Linked DNA regions of Homo sapiens: region 1 is linked to region 2. A link is an interaction called in ENCODE POLR2A ChIA-PET data of the cell type or tissue named here. Cell type or tissue: B cell. All regions are shown on one strand.

Region 1 (8,000 bases), 350 kb before region 2:
CAAGACCAGCCCGGGCAACATACAGAAATCCTGTCTCTACTAAAAATACAAAAATTAGCCAGGTGTGGTAGTGCACATCTGTAGTCCCAGCTACTCAGGAGGCTGAGGTTGGAAGGATGGCTTGAGCCTAGGAGGTAGAGGTTGCAGTGAGCCGAGATCGTACCACTGAGCTCCAGCCTGGGCAATAGAGCCAGACCTTATCTCATAAATAACATAAAATATAAAATAAAATAAAAATCTTGTAGTGAATGCTGTTTCTGGAAGGTTTTTGACTCTAAACCCCACCAGTTGTACATGTGGTTACCTGACAATGGCTTTTCTGGTTTCTATCCTGGTTTGGGCGTGTTTTCACTGTACGGAAAAAAATGTTTAATTGCTTATTGAAGTTCCTATACACAAAGTACATAAATTTTAAGTGTATAGCCCAATGTATGTTTACATATAATTACAGCAGTGTAATCACCACTCAGATCAAGATACAGAACATTTCCAACACCCCAGAAGGCTTCTTCATGCCTGCTGCTAGTCAATGCTGCCTCCTCTAAATGTAATTACTTTTCTGATCTCTATCACCACAGGTTAGCTTTGCCTGTTCTTGAACTTCATATAAATGGAATCACGCAGTATTTAGTCTTTTGTGTCTGGATTCTCTTGCACATCAATATGTCTGTGAGGTTTATTCTTGTTGTCACATGGAACTGTGATATGTTCTTTTTCATTGTTGTATAGTATTTCATTTAATGAAGATACTACAATGTATGTATCCCTCTCTCTATTGATGGACATGTGGGTTATTTCCAATTTGTGGTTATTGAAAGTAAAGTTGCTATGAATGTCCTTGTACATATCTTTTGGTGGGAAATGGTCTCATTCTTCTACAGTGTCTAGGAGTGGAATTGCTGGGTCATAGGCGTATTAGTCTGTTTTTGCATTGCTATAAAGAACTACTTGAGACTGGGTAATTTATGAAGGAAAGAGGTTTAATTGACTCACAGTTCTGCATGGCTGTGGAGGTCTCAAGAAACTTGCAATCATGGTGGAAGAAGAAGTCAGCATCTTCTTCACAAGTCAGCAGGAGAGAGAGACAGCACAGGGGAAACTGCCACTTTTAAACCATCAGATCTCATGAGAACTCCCTCACTATCACGAGAACAGCATGGGGGAAACCACCCCCATGATCCAATCACCTCCCACCAGGTTCTTCCCTTGACACGTGGGGATTACAATTTGATGTGAGATTTGGGTGGGGACACATATCACAGGGAAAGTATGTATTGTGCTCCAAGTCTAATAGATACTGCCAACAGTTTTCCAATGTGATCCTACCAATTTCCATTCTCACAGGGAGTGTCTGAGAGTTCTATTTGTTCCACATCCACATCGCCAACACTTGGTATTGTGAGGCTTTTTAACCTTGGCTATCCTGGTGGTGGAGTCTTCTTTTTGTTTTCATTTGCATTTCCCTGGTGACTAAAGAAGTTGAGCATCTTTTCCTCTGTTTATTGGCCTCTTGGTATCTTTTATGTTTTTAAGTGAAGTGCCTGTTCAATTTTTTTTTTCTTTTTTGGGGGAATAGAGTCTCACTTTCTCACCTAGGCTGGGATGCAGTGGCGCAATCTTGACTCACTGCAACCTCTGCCTCCCAGGTTCAAGCAATTCTCCTGCCTCAGCCTGCTGAGTACCTGGGACTATAGGCGTGCACCACCACACCTGGCTAATTGTTTTACTTTTAGTAGAGACGGGGTTTTGCCATGTTGGCCAGGCTAGTCTTGAGTTCCTGACTTCAGGTTATCCACCCACCTTGGCCTCCCAAAGTGCTGAGATTACAGACGTGAGCCACCAAGCCCGGCGAATTTTTTTTGCTCGTTAAAAAAATCAGGAGGTCTGCCTTTTTCATATTTATTTGTAGGTGTTCTTATAAATTCTGGATGCGAGCTCTTTGTCAGATGTAAGGATTGTGAGTTACCTCCTCTATTAGCAAATTTAACTTGCTTATTCATCAACTCATTCCAAGAGCACCAATAAGGAATGGGCCAGGCCCTGTGCTGGGTGCTGGGTTATCAGAATGAGTATGATGTGGCCCTCATTCTTGAAGACAGCTCGACCGTGATGGAGGAGACAGGCATTTAGAATAAGCATGAAATAAAGGTGGCTGTTAAGGGGTCAGCTCCCCTCACCAAAGTCACTTTTGATTTACTTACAAAAGTTTTCTTAAGATTTCTTCAGAACCCAGGTAAGGTGAAAAGCAAGGGTTTCCCTATGCTTATTTTCTGGGCTGGGTTTTTAAATCCTTTGCAGTGAGTACTGCTTTTAGAAGATTCCTTGACTCCATCAGCTGAATGCGTGCTCATCTGCTGATCCCTCCCTTGGTTTCCGCCCTGTTTTGGGGAATGTTAGGCTGGACCCACCAGGATGTGGTCAAATTCTTGGCCCTGGAATCCAGTTCCTGGTGCTCAGTGTGGGTAAGTCAGACCCAGCCAGGAGGGCGGAGGCTTTGGTCGGGAGTGGGGGTGGGGCCAGGCTGGCGAATGCTCTGGAAAGCTGGGTCCAGTTTAGAAATCTTCACCTCTCCTGGGAAAACTTGTCATGTCAGGCACAGCCAGACTTCCCCTCCCACCCCTCAGGCTGCCAGCCCTGATGGGGACTCAGGGGGCTGTGAGTGGCATGGGGACAGAGGCCAACACATTGGAGTGAAGTGGCCATGCTGAGGCCACAGGCGGTGGGCAGGCATGAAAGCCGGGCCCAGGACATGGAAGAAGCCCATGGCCAATCGGTGCATGAATGATGGGGGGCACCTTGGCAGGCTCGGGGGGCATCGTGTCCTGGAGTCTGAAAACAGGCACAAAAGGGCAGTGCACAGGGTGCCGGGCAGGGCATGAGCCCTGCATTCTAGCCTGGGGCCTGTTCCTAGCTCACCCAGTGCCACCCAGCTCCTTTCTCCGTTCTCTGCTCTTGTGGCCCATGTGTCATTAAGGGCCCAACAGCTCTGACATTCTCTGTAGCTTATCTAGGAAGGAGGCACTGTGAACACCTGGGAGCAGGTAGGCAGTGGGGCCTGGCCTTGGGGAGCCGAGTGACCACAGGGAAGCAAGGGGTGTGCTGGACAGAGGGGCCTGACACCCAGTCCCTTCCTCACGCTGCTGCTACACTGTCACCTCCCAGGAAGGCTCCTGACCCCGGATGGACCCAGAGCCCATGGTCCTGGGGGGACCTCTCTATGTTCATCATCTGAGACACCAAAATAGATGCCCCTTTATCAACTAAGATGGACCCCAAGGTTAAGGAAACAAAAGTTACCTACAGGCAGAAGGTTCAAGGCCTGGTTGGCATGGCAACTCTCTAAATTCCCACCACTGCAAGAATAACCACACCTGGCCGGGCACGGTGGCTCATGCCTGTAATCCCAGCACTTTGGGAGATCAAGGTGGGTAGATCACTTGAGGTCAGGAGTTCGAGACCAGCCCAGCCAGTCTTTACTAAAAATATAAAACTTAGCTGGGTGGTGGTGGTGCGTGCCTGTCATCCCAGCTACTCGGGAGGCTGAGGCAGGAGAATCGCTTGAAACTGGGAGCTGGAGTTTGCAGTGAGCCAAGATTGTGCCACTGCACTCCAGCCTGGGCAACAGAGTGAGTGAGACTACTTCTCAAAAATAACCACACCCAGCTGGGCGTGGTGGCTCATGCCTGTTATCCCAGCACTTTGGGAGGCTAAGGCGGGCTGATCACGAGGTCAGGAGATCGGGACCATCTTGGCTAACATGGTGAAACCCCGTCTCTACTAAAAATACAAAAAAAATTAGCTGGGCGCTGTGGCGGGCGCCTGTAGTCCCAGCTACTCAGAAGGCTGAGGCAGGAGAATGGCATGAACCCAGGAGGCGGAGCTTGCAGTGAGCCGAGATCGGGCCACTGCACTGGAGCCTGGGCGATAGTGTGAGACTCTGTCTCGGGAAAAAAAAAAAAATTACCACACCCTTGCTAAACTCTTAATAATAGGAACTGTCAGGCAAATCGTCACATCCTTCATGACTTGGATTTACAACCAAGACCACTACAGCTCTGACTGGATGGAGGAACTGCCTGACAAACATTTTTTCTTCTTCTTCTTCTTCTTTCTCCTCCTCCTCCTCCGTCTTCTTCTTCTTCTTCTTCTTCTTCTTCTTCTTCTTCTTCTTCTTCTTCTTCTTCTTCTTCTTCTTCTTCTTCTTCTTCCTCTTCTTCTTGTTCTTCTTCTTCTTCCTCTTCCTCTTCCTCCTCTTCCTCTTCCTCCTCTTCTTCTTCTTGTCCCTCTTCCTTCTCCTTTTTCTTCTTCTTCTTCTTTTTGAGACAGAGTCTCACTCTGCTGCCCAGGGCTGCTGTGCAGTGGCGTGAACATGGCTCACTGCATCCTCGACCTTCCAGGCTCATGTGATACTTCCACCTCAGCCTCCCGAGTAGCTGGGATTAGGCATGCACCACCATGCCTGGCTAATTTTTTTTATCTCTTGTAGAGACAGGGTTTCACCATGTTATTCAGTCTGGTCTCGAACTCCTGGGCTCAAGCAATCCACCTGCCTTGGCCTCCCAAAGTGCTGGGATTACAGGCATGAGCCACTGCGCCTGGCCTCAAACATTCTCTTCTGATACGCAACTGCAGACCTTAAGCCATTTCAGCAGCTTATAGAGTCTGCAAACAAGCTGTCTTTGTGTCCTGCACCTTTTGCTATAAAGAACGAAATTCCACCTCATTTTAGTACTAGAACCCTAGCCCAAAGTGAAAGTGGGGTCTGCTTTACACTACGTGTGTGAAAGTGGGGCGTGCATTACACTACGTGTGCCTGTGTGCATACACTCCCCTCCCTTCATAAATATGGATAGCCTTTCCCGCAAACCTGCTGAATATGTATGACTCTATTGCGTCATATGGGCTCCATGAGGCACAAAACCCAACCTGCCCTTTTCCTCTCCCAAGAGAGAGCACGTCCAGAACACGCCAGAGACTGTCTCTTCCTGGTTTGCAAACTCATACCACTAGTAAAGCTCCTTTCTGCTATTTAGCTATCCTGGTGGTCTTTTGGGCAACATGCTTATCTGGGAAGAGCTGTCTTGTAATCTCTGTGTCTGCATCAGACTCTGCCAGCCCTAGATTGGGAGCTCTGAGATGACATAGGCTGCGTCCCACCCCAGCAGCAGCATGCAAGGTTGGGGACACATGTGAGGGTGTGTGGTGCAGCCCTGAACAGCCTCAGGCAGACTCCCTGTATTCTTGTTCCCAACCTCCTCCCTCCCTAGGTCAAAAGGCTGTGGCAGGAGGCCAGGCAGATCACAGCGTCCATGCCTAGATGCTCCCTGACCCCCAGGAACCAGAAGTGCTGTCTCCTGAAGGCTCTGGAAACCCGGAATCAGCCTACGAGGCACCAGGGCCACCTTGGAGGGTGGAAATGAGGACCTCAGGCCCCAGAGGGCATGCAGGCGAGGTGAAGTTCAGGAGAGGTAAGCCTAAGGACCCTCAGAGCTATCACACTATGCCCTCCACCCAAATGATGCAGACAGGAAAACTGTGGCCTAGACCGGACCACCACGGCCAAAAAGGATCTTTGTCTTGTCTTGTCCCACAGCCAGGAAGTGTCCCCCTCTTCCCGGCCTGCTGTATCCCAGGACACAGGGCGTAAGTGTGGAGGAGGAAGGGCTGCAGGGTGAGGCAGCCCACACTTTGGCTCAGGACAGGGATGGGACCGGGACATATGGGAAAATAGTCTGGGGGTCCTGGGTAATGGCAGGAGCATGAGCTCAGGGTCGGGTGGCTGTCCTGGATGACCTGTGGGACTCTCTTCCTCTCCAAGCCACGCTTTCCTCAACTGTCCCTTCCTTGTGGGATGCAAGAGGCCACGGCGAGCGAAGGCATGTGCCAAGAGCTGCCACTCAATGTGAGTCAGCGTGCTGGTCCTCCCTCCTTTTCTCCAGGGGGCCTAGGACTTTTGGGGGGAGCCTGAGGACATGCTTCGCTGATGTCACTGTGTGGAGTGTACAAATGGCCACCCTGCTGCTCGTTGGTTCTATATGGGCATCCAGGCTGGAGAGCAGGGGGTGGGGAGATGGAGATGCCACCAGCAGGGGACTGGTTCCTAGAAGAGAGGGCGAGTTTGGGTGGTCCCAGAGGTGTTCTTCCCAGAAAAGAGAGCAGGAGGCAGGAGGTGGGCATGGAGAATGTGGAGGGGGGCATTGACAGTGTTCTCCACCACCCATCAGATAAGACCTGGAGCCTCATTACCAAAGACTTAATGAGATTCGCTTTGTTTTCTTATGAGCCAGGCAAGGTGCCAGGGGAAGCGGCTTCCAGCCCCAGGCTCTGCAGCTGGCTGCTGTGTGACCCAGAGCCAGGCACCACACCTCTCTGGGCCTTAGACTCCTTATCCATGAGCTTCCTGCCTGCACCCTAACATTCAGTGTCATTGGCCGAGTTACCCAATGGCTCCCAGCCTCAGTTTCTTCATCTGCACATTAGGGATAAGTACAGCCATCCACCTGGGAGGTGTCAAGGGGGTGTGGCCGCAGCACCCAGCCCATGCACAAGTTCAGTGATCATTACCTGTCTCCCCCAGCCCTGCCTGAGTGCCAGGATCAGCAGGCTTGGGAAGGGGGAGCCCCCAGGGATGTGGAAAGTGGAGAGGGAGCACATGGGCTCTGGGGCCTCGGGGCTCCTGGGCTCTGTTCTGCCTGTCTGGGAGCTGTCTCCTGCTCTCCCTTGCAGTGTCTCTGTCTCTCTTCGTTCTGTTCCTCCCTCTGTCCTTCAGTTTTTCCCTCTCCATCTCAGTCTCTGGTTGTCTCAGTCTCTCTTTGCACCTCACTGTCTCTGCCTTTCTCTGCATCTCTCTTCCTTTCCTGGGCTCTCTCTCTCTCTTTCATCCCTGTTTTGGGCTTTCTCTGTCTGTGTCTCTCTGTTTTTCAGTCTGCTTCTTTCTGTCTCCGTTCATTTCTCTGTATGTCTTTGTCCCCTGCACTCCCATTCTCCTCCCATGCTGTCCTCTCTGGGGGCTCCTCTGGCTTCACTGGGCCACAGGCCCAGGCTGGGGTGTGAAGAAGCAGGAGCTCCCCCGTCAGATGACGCTAGGTGCCCCAGTCAGGGCAGTGGGGGCCAGACAAAGAGCTCTGCGAGGGGTGGCAAAATCCTCTTCCCAGGGAAGGGAATGTGGGGGCTACTGGCCAGCTGTGGGATGGGTGGCTGAGAACTCTCATACCACTGTAAATTCTAGATGTTTTTCACTTATATCAGCTTCCTGATCCCCCTGAGCCAAAGGCCTAGAAGGTCCCTGTCCCTGTCCTTTTGGAATGTGCAGTCTTACTTACCAGAGTGACAAGGGGAACAGAGTTGAAACAGGTGGTTTCCCAGCACAGGAGCCTGTGGGGGCTGCTTAGAGAACAGCACATTCCCTGGGAGCCAGAGCCATCTGGGAGGGCTTTCTGGAGGAGGCAGATCATGAGGGATCAGGATGGGGACTAATATGTGCTGAGTGCCTGGTGGTGCTTTATAAGTATCAGCAGATTGGGAGATAAGCATAGCCACCCTGTGGAGACACCTGGGAGGTGTCAAGGGGCATGCATTGTAAAGGCCCAGAGTGGTGAAGCATCCACCAGCTGGTAAGTGGTAGCCTCGGGTGGGGCCTGTCGCTGTCCCCATGCTCTGTCCACTACTGGTGTGGCTTGCCCCACTTGTGACCATCGTTTCTTCCCCTCCACCCCCAGTGCCACTTCCTCTCTCCCTCGTTGTAGGGGAAAGAACATGGGCTGTGTGGCCTTGGACCAATTGCTTGCCCTCTCTGGGCCTTCTTATTGGTGACAGACAGACTGGTGACTTTCTGAGAGGATCTATGCAACCTCAGGCTCCTGCACCTGGGTTACAGGGTCTTCTGGAGGGGAAGAGATGAGCAGGTAGGCTTTGACACCTGCCTGCTTTGTCCTGAGTGTCTACTATGTCATCTGCTTTAAATGCGAAGTCCCTGGGACTTGCGAGTTATCTCTAAGCCT
Region 2 (8,000 bases):
ACAGCACTAAAAAGCAGTTAACCATAGTGTCTGGGGGATGGAGTAGTCAGGGGCATTCCAGCCGAGGGCAAAGGCTCAGAGAAACACCTGTGCATTCATTTGTGCTGTGGAGCTTAGAGTGTGCAGCTGGGGCAGGGCACAATGGCTCACACCTGTAATCCCGGCACTTTGGGAGGCCAGAGCAGGAGAATCACTTGAGCCCAGGAGTTCAAGACCAGCCTGGGCAACATGGTGAAACCCCATCTCTACAAAAAAATACAAAAATTGGCGGGGCATGATGGTGCACACCTGTAGTCTCAGTTAGGAGGCTGTGGTAGGGGGGTCACTTAAGCCTGGGAGGCGGAGGTTGCGGTGAGCTGAGATCACATCATTGCACACTGGCCTCAATGACAGAGCAAGACTCTATCACCAAAAAAGAAAAACAAGAATGTGCTTCTGGGGAAGTGAGAGTGAAGAGGCGGGTGCATGTCAAGAGGGCAAGAATACGTGAAGATGTGGCCTGCTGAGGGCTGGCCTGGACTGTGAGGGCTGCAGGTTTATTTATTTTCCAGCATATGTTTTGTGATGTCACTCTTTCTCGCCAGAGTGGAGAGTAGAGGGAAAATGAAATCAAAACACTATCACAGAGGAGGGGCCTTAAATCAGAGGAGTGACAGAGGGCTGCGAGTGACGTTGACAAGTGGAGAGCACAGCTGTGTCTAAAGGGCCACCACTCCTGGGGCCCTGCAGAGTGTGGCCCTGGGGGAATGTGGACCTGGCATTATCAGATCTTCCGATTTGTTAAGAGAAGCTAGAAATCTGGCTTTTAATTTTTTTTTTTCAGAGACAGAGTCATGCTGTTGCCTAGGCTGGGGTGCAGCGGTGGGATCATGGCTCACTGCAGCCTCAAACTCCTGGGCTCAAGTGATCCTCCCACCTCAGCCACCTGAGTAGCTGGGACTATAGGCATGCACTACCGCATCTGGCTAGATTTTTATTTTATTTTATTTTATTTTATTTTATTTTTGTAGAGACAGGGGTCTCCCTATGTTGCCCAGGCTGGTCTAAAATGCCTGGCCTCAAGCAATCCTCTTGCCTTGGCCTCCTAAAGTGCTGGGATTACAGGCATGAGCCACTGCTCCTGGCTGCAATCTGACTTTTTATGGGAAATCTCCCAATGATTAAATGATGGCAACTAACAACAACAAAACCACTGTGGGCAAAACAAAATGCTTCTGCAGACTCAATTTGTTTTATGAGCAGGTGGTTTGGAACCCTAGACCCAGAGGGTTATATTGATAAGGGTTCTAGGGTGTCCTTTAGAATCCATTACGATCCTCTAAAGAGTGTGCCCCTAACCTGTGCTGGGCTCTGAGGGCACAACGGGGGTCTGGGGCATGGCCCCTGCCCTCAAGGCTGTATCATAGCTGCCCTCAAGCTAGATGGGTCAAATCAGTTATGCACCCAGAGCCAACTTACAACAAAAGGACTAGGTGCTATAGAGCTCAGAGGAGGGAGAGGTCAGGGAATGGAGGAGGCCATGTGAAAAGGCCTCCTGGAGATTCTGGGCCTTGTGTTGGTTCTCAGACAGGAGGGTAAGACTTAGTACAACCAAAGAAGGTAAGGGGCATCCTGAGCTGGAGGCGTCAGACATTTCAGGATCAGATGGGAAATAAGACAATAAAGAAGGCCGGGCACGGTGATTCACACCTGTAATCCCAGCACTTTGGGAGGCCAAGATGGGATGATCTCTTGAGCCCAGGAGTTCAAGACCAGCCTGGACAACATAGTAAGACCACCATCTCTACAAAAAAAAAAAAAAAAAAAAGAAAGAAAAGAAAAAAAAAATGAGCCAGGCATGGCTACCTGGCAATATAGGCACTACAGGCACCACCATGCCCGCACCTGTAGTGCCAGCTACTTGCAGGCTGAGGCAGGAGGATTGCTTGAGCCTAGGAGTTTGAGGTTACGGTGAGCTGATTGTGCCAGCCTGAGCCACAGGGCAAGACCCAGTCTCTTAAAAAAAAACAAAGAAAGAAAAAAAACATAGCCAAGGAAGGGGTTGGAGTACACTGTGAAAGACCGCGATGCTGGTCTGGGATGTGTACTTGGCTCTGGCTATGACGGCAGGACTCAAAAGTCCATTTCTGGTCCAAAGCTTAATGCCATGAGCCTGAGGTCACTCAATGGACATCTGAAGTCTTCTTCCTGCTTTGCTAGCATCCCCAAACCTCTCCTGTCTGCTGTCCTGCCATCATTTATTCACAGCAGGGCAGGGGCCGTGCCTGTTGTGTTCACTGGTGTCTCCTGCGTGCCTAGAACGATGTCTGGAACAGAGCAAAAATGCTCAAAGAATATCTCCTGCCTACTTAAACTATGAGCCAGTGTTGCCCTAGCCTGGGGCTCAGGACAACTCTGTGGTGCTTATGTTCTTGTGTCGAGAGGGACAATAAACAAACCAACAAGTCGGTGAATAAGATGATTTCAGTGCGTGGCCTGTGTGGCTTGTCTCACTGCACTGTAGCCGTTTGTTTATTTGCGTCTTCTCCTAAGCCTATGAGCTCCGAGGGGGCGGGGCTGGGGTCTGTCTGGTTCTTTGTCTCACTGGTAGCCCCTGAGGCTGGTGCCTGACAAATAGGGAGTAGTTAAAAAAAAAAAAAAAAAAAAGTTTTTGCTGGCTGTGGGCTGTAAGGAACACAAGCTGAAAATGATTTCAACCTACGTGCACCTGTACCCTTTGGAGGCTGCAGAACTTATCATTATCAACCCAGGAGTAATTGCTGATAAGCCCGCGTGTGAATTTCCTTGCAAATAGAGGGGTAGCGGGGGAGTGTTTAACAACAACGCGGATAATCTTAATTAATGACCTGATAACTGTAATTAATTGCATCATATCCAGAGGCCCTCTTTGGAATTTCAGGAGGGAGTACCTAGTGTTTGGCAGCTTTGGAGCTGCAAAGGCAGGGGAATGCTAGGATCTCAGTCTCAGCACTTTGCTGCTCAGTGAGCTTTGCCAAGTTACTCTCAGTTCTGAGCCTCAGTTTTCTCCTAGGGAAAATGGGGCTACATCACTGGGGTGTTGCCGGTCTCAAAGCCGTCAATGCCTGAACCCGCCAGGGTTGTTCTTGGAGGTTTGGCTGCATGGCTGCAAGGTTCCCCATGTTGCCATGGCGGGGGTGGGGGGCAATACGGGGCCGCCAAGACTGGTTGAGGGGCAGGTCATAAGTCTAGGGTTTCCCCTGGGGCCGGTCCAGGATTCTCACCCTTTTGGGGGAACCTCAGGGCAAAATGTTGAAGTGGGGGAGGAGAAGCCAGCACCCTGCGCGCCTGCGGGGTCTCCCCGCGGAGAACCGGGGAAGGAGAACCGGGAGGCGGGAAGTGGGGACCCCGGGGTAGGTGAAGGAGCGAGGAGGTCGCCGTGTGGCCGGGGCCGGGCCCCATCCCCGCGGGCCTCAGTTTCCCCCCTGTACTGTGGGGGGCCGGTGGGCTGCCGGGACCGCTGGGGGCTCGCAGCGGGTCGGGGGAGGCCACGTCTCCCTCGCGGCGCGCTGGGAGCAGGGAGGGGGCGCGGCGGCCGCTGCCCCGGCCACCAGGGGTTAAGCGGTGACCTCAGCCGCGGCGCCCCGGGACCGGGCGGGCGGGGGCGGCGCCGCGTCGCGCACGGCGGCGGCGGCGGGACCAGGCCTCGGAGCGCGGCGGGCGCGGGCGCAGTCCCGGCGGGCCCGGACCTCGCGGGCGGGCGGGCGGCGCGGCCATTGGCTCGGGTGGCGGCGGCTGCGGCGGTGGGGGCGCCGTCCCGGCCATGGGCGCCCGCGGCGGCCTGCGGAGCTGGAGGCGCGGCGCCGGCCGCCAGGCGCCTTTGTGAGCGGCGCGGACGACAAAGGCGCGGGCCCGGGCAGCCGAGGTGGGTGAGTGAGCGCGGGGGCCCTGCCTCCGCGGGATCCTCGCGTGTGCCGGAGTCTGCGAGTGCGCGGGAGGCGCTCCAGGCGCCAGGGTCCTCCGGGTGTCCTGGGCGTGTCGCCGTGGGCGGGCGGGGGCCGTGTCCGCCGCTGTGTCCCTGTGTCTGGGTGTGAGAGCCCCGAGCCCGCGTCTCCCCTCTGTGTGGGTCTCTCCTTGTGTCACTGGAGTTCTGGTGTTACTAGGGCGAGTGGCCTTTGTGCTTCAGCTTGTGTGTGTGTGTGGCCTCCAGCCGGCTGGAGTCAGGACAGTTTGGGAACCCCCACCCCCACCCTGTGCCTCACTTTCCCCTGTGGTCCACTTCTTCCTGCGCTGACCTTGGGGGTCCCTGGGATCGGGTGAAGTCAGGGAGTGCCCCTGTCGCCTCTGTGGTGAGTCAGCCTCTCCCACCCTGGACCCCCGCCCAGAGGCGGAACGGGACGGCCTCCTGCAGGAGGAGACTGTGGGAGGAGAGGATGCCGGGTCAGCCGGAGGCCGTGGCTGCGGAGCCGCCAGTCCCGGATCCTCCCTGGAACAGGGATATATGTCAGGGAGGGCCCTAGATGAAGACCAGCCCCCCTGGAGTCGCTGGGATGGCCTCCGAGAGGGAGAGCAGGCCTGACTGTAGGGGGCATGGGGACAATTCTTCCTCCCTCTGCCAAAGCGGGGCCCTGGGGCGGGGGTCTCGAATCTTCCTTTGGCCCTGAAAGCCAGGAGGCCCTGCGTTGCATCAGTGCCAAGTAGAGAGGTGGTGGCTGGTGGGCTGCACTTTCCCACTGGCTTTGGAGCTCAGTTTCTGCCCCAGAGTCCTTGGCCTCCCTTAAGGATGCTACTGGGAAGCCACGCCCCACCTGCCGGGAGCCCCATCTGCTCCTCCTCGGGTTCTGGGGAGAGAGGGCAGGTTGTGCGGGCTCATTAGAATGCATAGCTCTTCCCAGCATCCGCCCAGCACTGTGCCCCCCACGGTGTTCAGGCCCTGGACACACAGACTAGAAAGCAGGTCAGCCTCCGGAAATCTCCAAGCTCCCTGTGACTGTGGGCTGGGGACTGCCCTTCCCCTTCATCGGGCCCTCAGGCTGAAGCTCAGAACCCTCCTGTAAGGAAGGCTTCCTGGGGTGCCCGAATCTGATGCTCGCTCTGTCCCCAGGCGCTTGCCTTCCTGAGGCCCCCTGTCCCTTCCCCTTCCACCAAAGAGCCTCTGTGGGCTGTTCTCTCTATCCAGGAAGTGGGTCCCATCCTTCACCTCTTTCATTTCTCACTCGGGAGCTACTTCCTCTCCAGTGAGCCAGGGTAGCCACAGTGCTCTGAGGGTTCCTGCCCCAGTTGTGGGGGCGGGGGGCTTTTTTCAGTCTTCCAGTGGAACAGGGGCCATGTCTGTCCTTGATCACAGCTCAGAACAGTGCCTGGTGCATAGTGGGTGCTCTACACATAGTTGCTGAATAAATGAATGTCCAATAACTAATGGTTCCCAAATTCTGTTTCAAGTTTTAACTCTGGAGTAGTCTGGGGAGGGGCGAAAGCTGGTGTACTGCTCTGGGGCCCAGGTACCAGGTTAGTATAAGAGGAGGTTGGGTGTGGTGGCTCACCCTTGTAATCCCAGCACTTTGGGAGGCCAAGTTGGGTGGATCACTTGAGGTCAGGAGTTCGGGATCAGCTTGGCCAACATGGTGAAACCCTGTCTTTACTAAAAATGCAAAAATTATGGCCAGGCTCAGTAGCTCATGTCTGTAATCCCAGCACTTTGGGAGGCTGAGGTGGGCGGATTACCTGAGGTCAGGAGTTCAGGACTAGCCTGGCCAACATGGTGAAACCCCATCTCTACTAAAAATATAAAATTAGCTGGGCATAGTGGCACATGCCTGTAGTCCCAGCTACTCGGGAGGCTGAAGCAGGAGAATCGCTTGAACCCGGGAAGTGCAGGTTGCAGTGAGCCAAGATCGCACCATTGCACTCCAGCTTGGGTGACAAGAGTGAAACTCCATTTCAAAACAAAAACGAAAACAGAAATTAGCTGGGTGTGGTGGTGCACGTCTGTAATCCCAGCTATTTGGGAGGCTGAGGTGGGAGGGTCGCTTGAACCCGGGAGGCGGAGGTTACAGTGAACCAAGATTGTGCCACTGCACTCCAGCCTGGGTAACAGAATGAGATTCTATCTCAAAAGAAAAAAAGAAAAGAAAAGAAGAAGATTGAGCATGGTGGCTCATGCTTGTAATCCCAGCACTTTAGGAGCCTCAGGTGGGAGGATCACTTGAGCGCAGGTGTTCGGGACCAGCCTGGGCAACACAAGAGAACATGTCTCTACAAAAAATTTTAAAAATTAGTTGGATGTGCTGGTGCACGCCTGTAGTCCCAGCTACTCAGGAGGCTGAGATGGGAGGATCACTTGAGCCTGGAAGTTCGAGGCTGCAGTGAGCTGTGATTGTGCCACCGTACTACAGCTTAAGTGACAGAGGGAGACCCTGTCTTAATTATATATATGAGAAAAGTGTACTGTTACTTGGGGAAATAGTATATTAATTAACAGACATTTATAGTATATGCTGAGTGCCAGGTGTTGGGCTAGATGCTTTAAGCATGTACCTCTTACACACTGAGAAGGAACAGAGTGGAAAGAATACATGTAATCTTCTATGATTAATTTTGAAAAGATAAAGTAAATGATATATATGCCATGATAAGATAATAACGTGGATTTATATTGTACTTTCATATCTGCTATCTCTTTGTTTTGACAACACCCTAGTAGTTAGGCAGGGAGATGGGTTCATATCCATCTTACAGATGAGGAAGCTGAGCATACAGCATTTAAGTGACTGTCGAAGGTCACTGCTGAAGCGAGTCAGCGAAGGCGCCAGCACTCAGCCTGGGACTCCCTGGCCACTCAGTCCTTGCTTTCTTCTGCACAACTGTCTCCAGTGCCTTTTGTATTCCTGTCACCCGGCTAGACAAGGGTGAATGGGCCACTGTTCTTGCCCTCAAGGGGTCTAAAGTCCAGGAGAGAATCAGGCTCTTTAACAACTGAGTGTGCCAGAGTTGTTCCGCCCCATGGTGCCACCTTGGGCCCAGCTCAGCTCCTTCCTTGCAGTGTCCCAGAGAGTTCTTCTTCTCTCTACCTCAGTGGAGGGCATCAGAGCCATTTTCATTCAGGACCCTGGTCTGATGACATTCCCAGGAGTGACTGGTCCTTACAGAGCCTCTGCCGGGTCCTGGGCAGTGGTGAGTTGGGAGCCAGCTCACACCTACACATAAGAGCTGATTGCTAAATTTTAGGAATTTTATGAGCCGGTTGTTAAACACAACCATTATAAAAAATTCTGAGGCCAGGAGCGATGGCTCATGCGTGTAATCCCAGCACTTTGGGAGGCCAAGGCAGGCAGATCCCCTGAGGTCGGGAGTTCGAGACTAGCCTGGCCAACATGGTGAAACCCCATCTCTACTAAAAATACAAAAATTAGCTGGGTGTGGTGGCCCATGCCTGTAATCCCAGCTACTCGGGAGTCTGAGGCAGGAGAATTGCTGGAACCCAGGAGGCGGAGGTTGCAGTGAGCCGAGGTTGTGCCATTGTACTCCAGCCTGGGGGACAAGAGTAAAACTCCGTCTCAAAAAAAAAAATTTTTTTTGAGTGTATACATTCATCATTAAGTAAATTATATATATATAGTTTGTTTGTTTGTTTGTTTTTTGAGATGGAGTCTCACTCTTTTGCCCAGGCTGGAGTGAAATGGTACAATCTTAGCTCACTGCAACCACCGCCCCCTGGTTTCAAGTGATTCTCCTGCCTCAGCCCCCTCAGTAGCTGGAATTACAGGTGCCTGCCACCACGCCCAGCTAATTTTTGTATTTTTAGTAGAGACGGGGTTTTACCATGTTGGCCAGGCTGGTCTCAAACTCCTGACCTCAGGTGATCCACCTGCCTCAGCCTCCCAAAGTGCTGGGATTACAGGCATGAGCCACCGCGCCTGGCTGCTATTATATATTTTTGAGATGGAGTTTCACTCTTGTTGCTCAGGCTGGAATGCAGTGGCGTGATCTCTGCTCACTGCAACCTCCACCTCCTGGGTTCAAGTGATTCTCCTGCCTCAGCC

What was found. Peaks named below come from ENCODE experiments on the same cell type or tissue, not always from the same donor. Only the 100,000 strongest peaks of a DNase experiment are listed, where the experiment ranks them.
Region 1: POLR2A ChIA-PET joins it to region 2 with 11 read pairs; 3 of 35 experiments call an interaction of 5 or more read pairs at or near these places.

Annotation. Positions count from the first base shown.
Region 1 is chr1:17,187,698-17,195,697 of GRCh38, forward strand. It overlaps LINC02783 (long intergenic non-protein coding RNA 2783), which reads left to right and starts at 2,092. Exons shown (of 4, transcript NR_148993.1): 1 at 2,092-2,233; 2 at 5,268-5,468; 3 at 7,746-7,904. RefSeq lists an enhancer at 5,365-5,866. In B cell, no CTCF peak of the experiment used is centred here; no DNase peak of the experiment used is centred here; H3K27ac peaks cover 435 bases.
Region 2 is chr1:17,536,068-17,544,067 of GRCh38, forward strand. It overlaps ARHGEF10L (Rho guanine nucleotide exchange factor 10 like), which reads left to right and starts at 3,631. Exons shown (of 29, transcript NM_018125.4): 1 at 3,631-3,883. RefSeq lists enhancers at 162-211, 722-771. In B cell, no CTCF peak of the experiment used is centred here; DNase peaks (open chromatin) are centred at 484 and 3,964; H3K4me3 peaks cover 475 bases; H3K27me3 peaks cover 2,958 bases.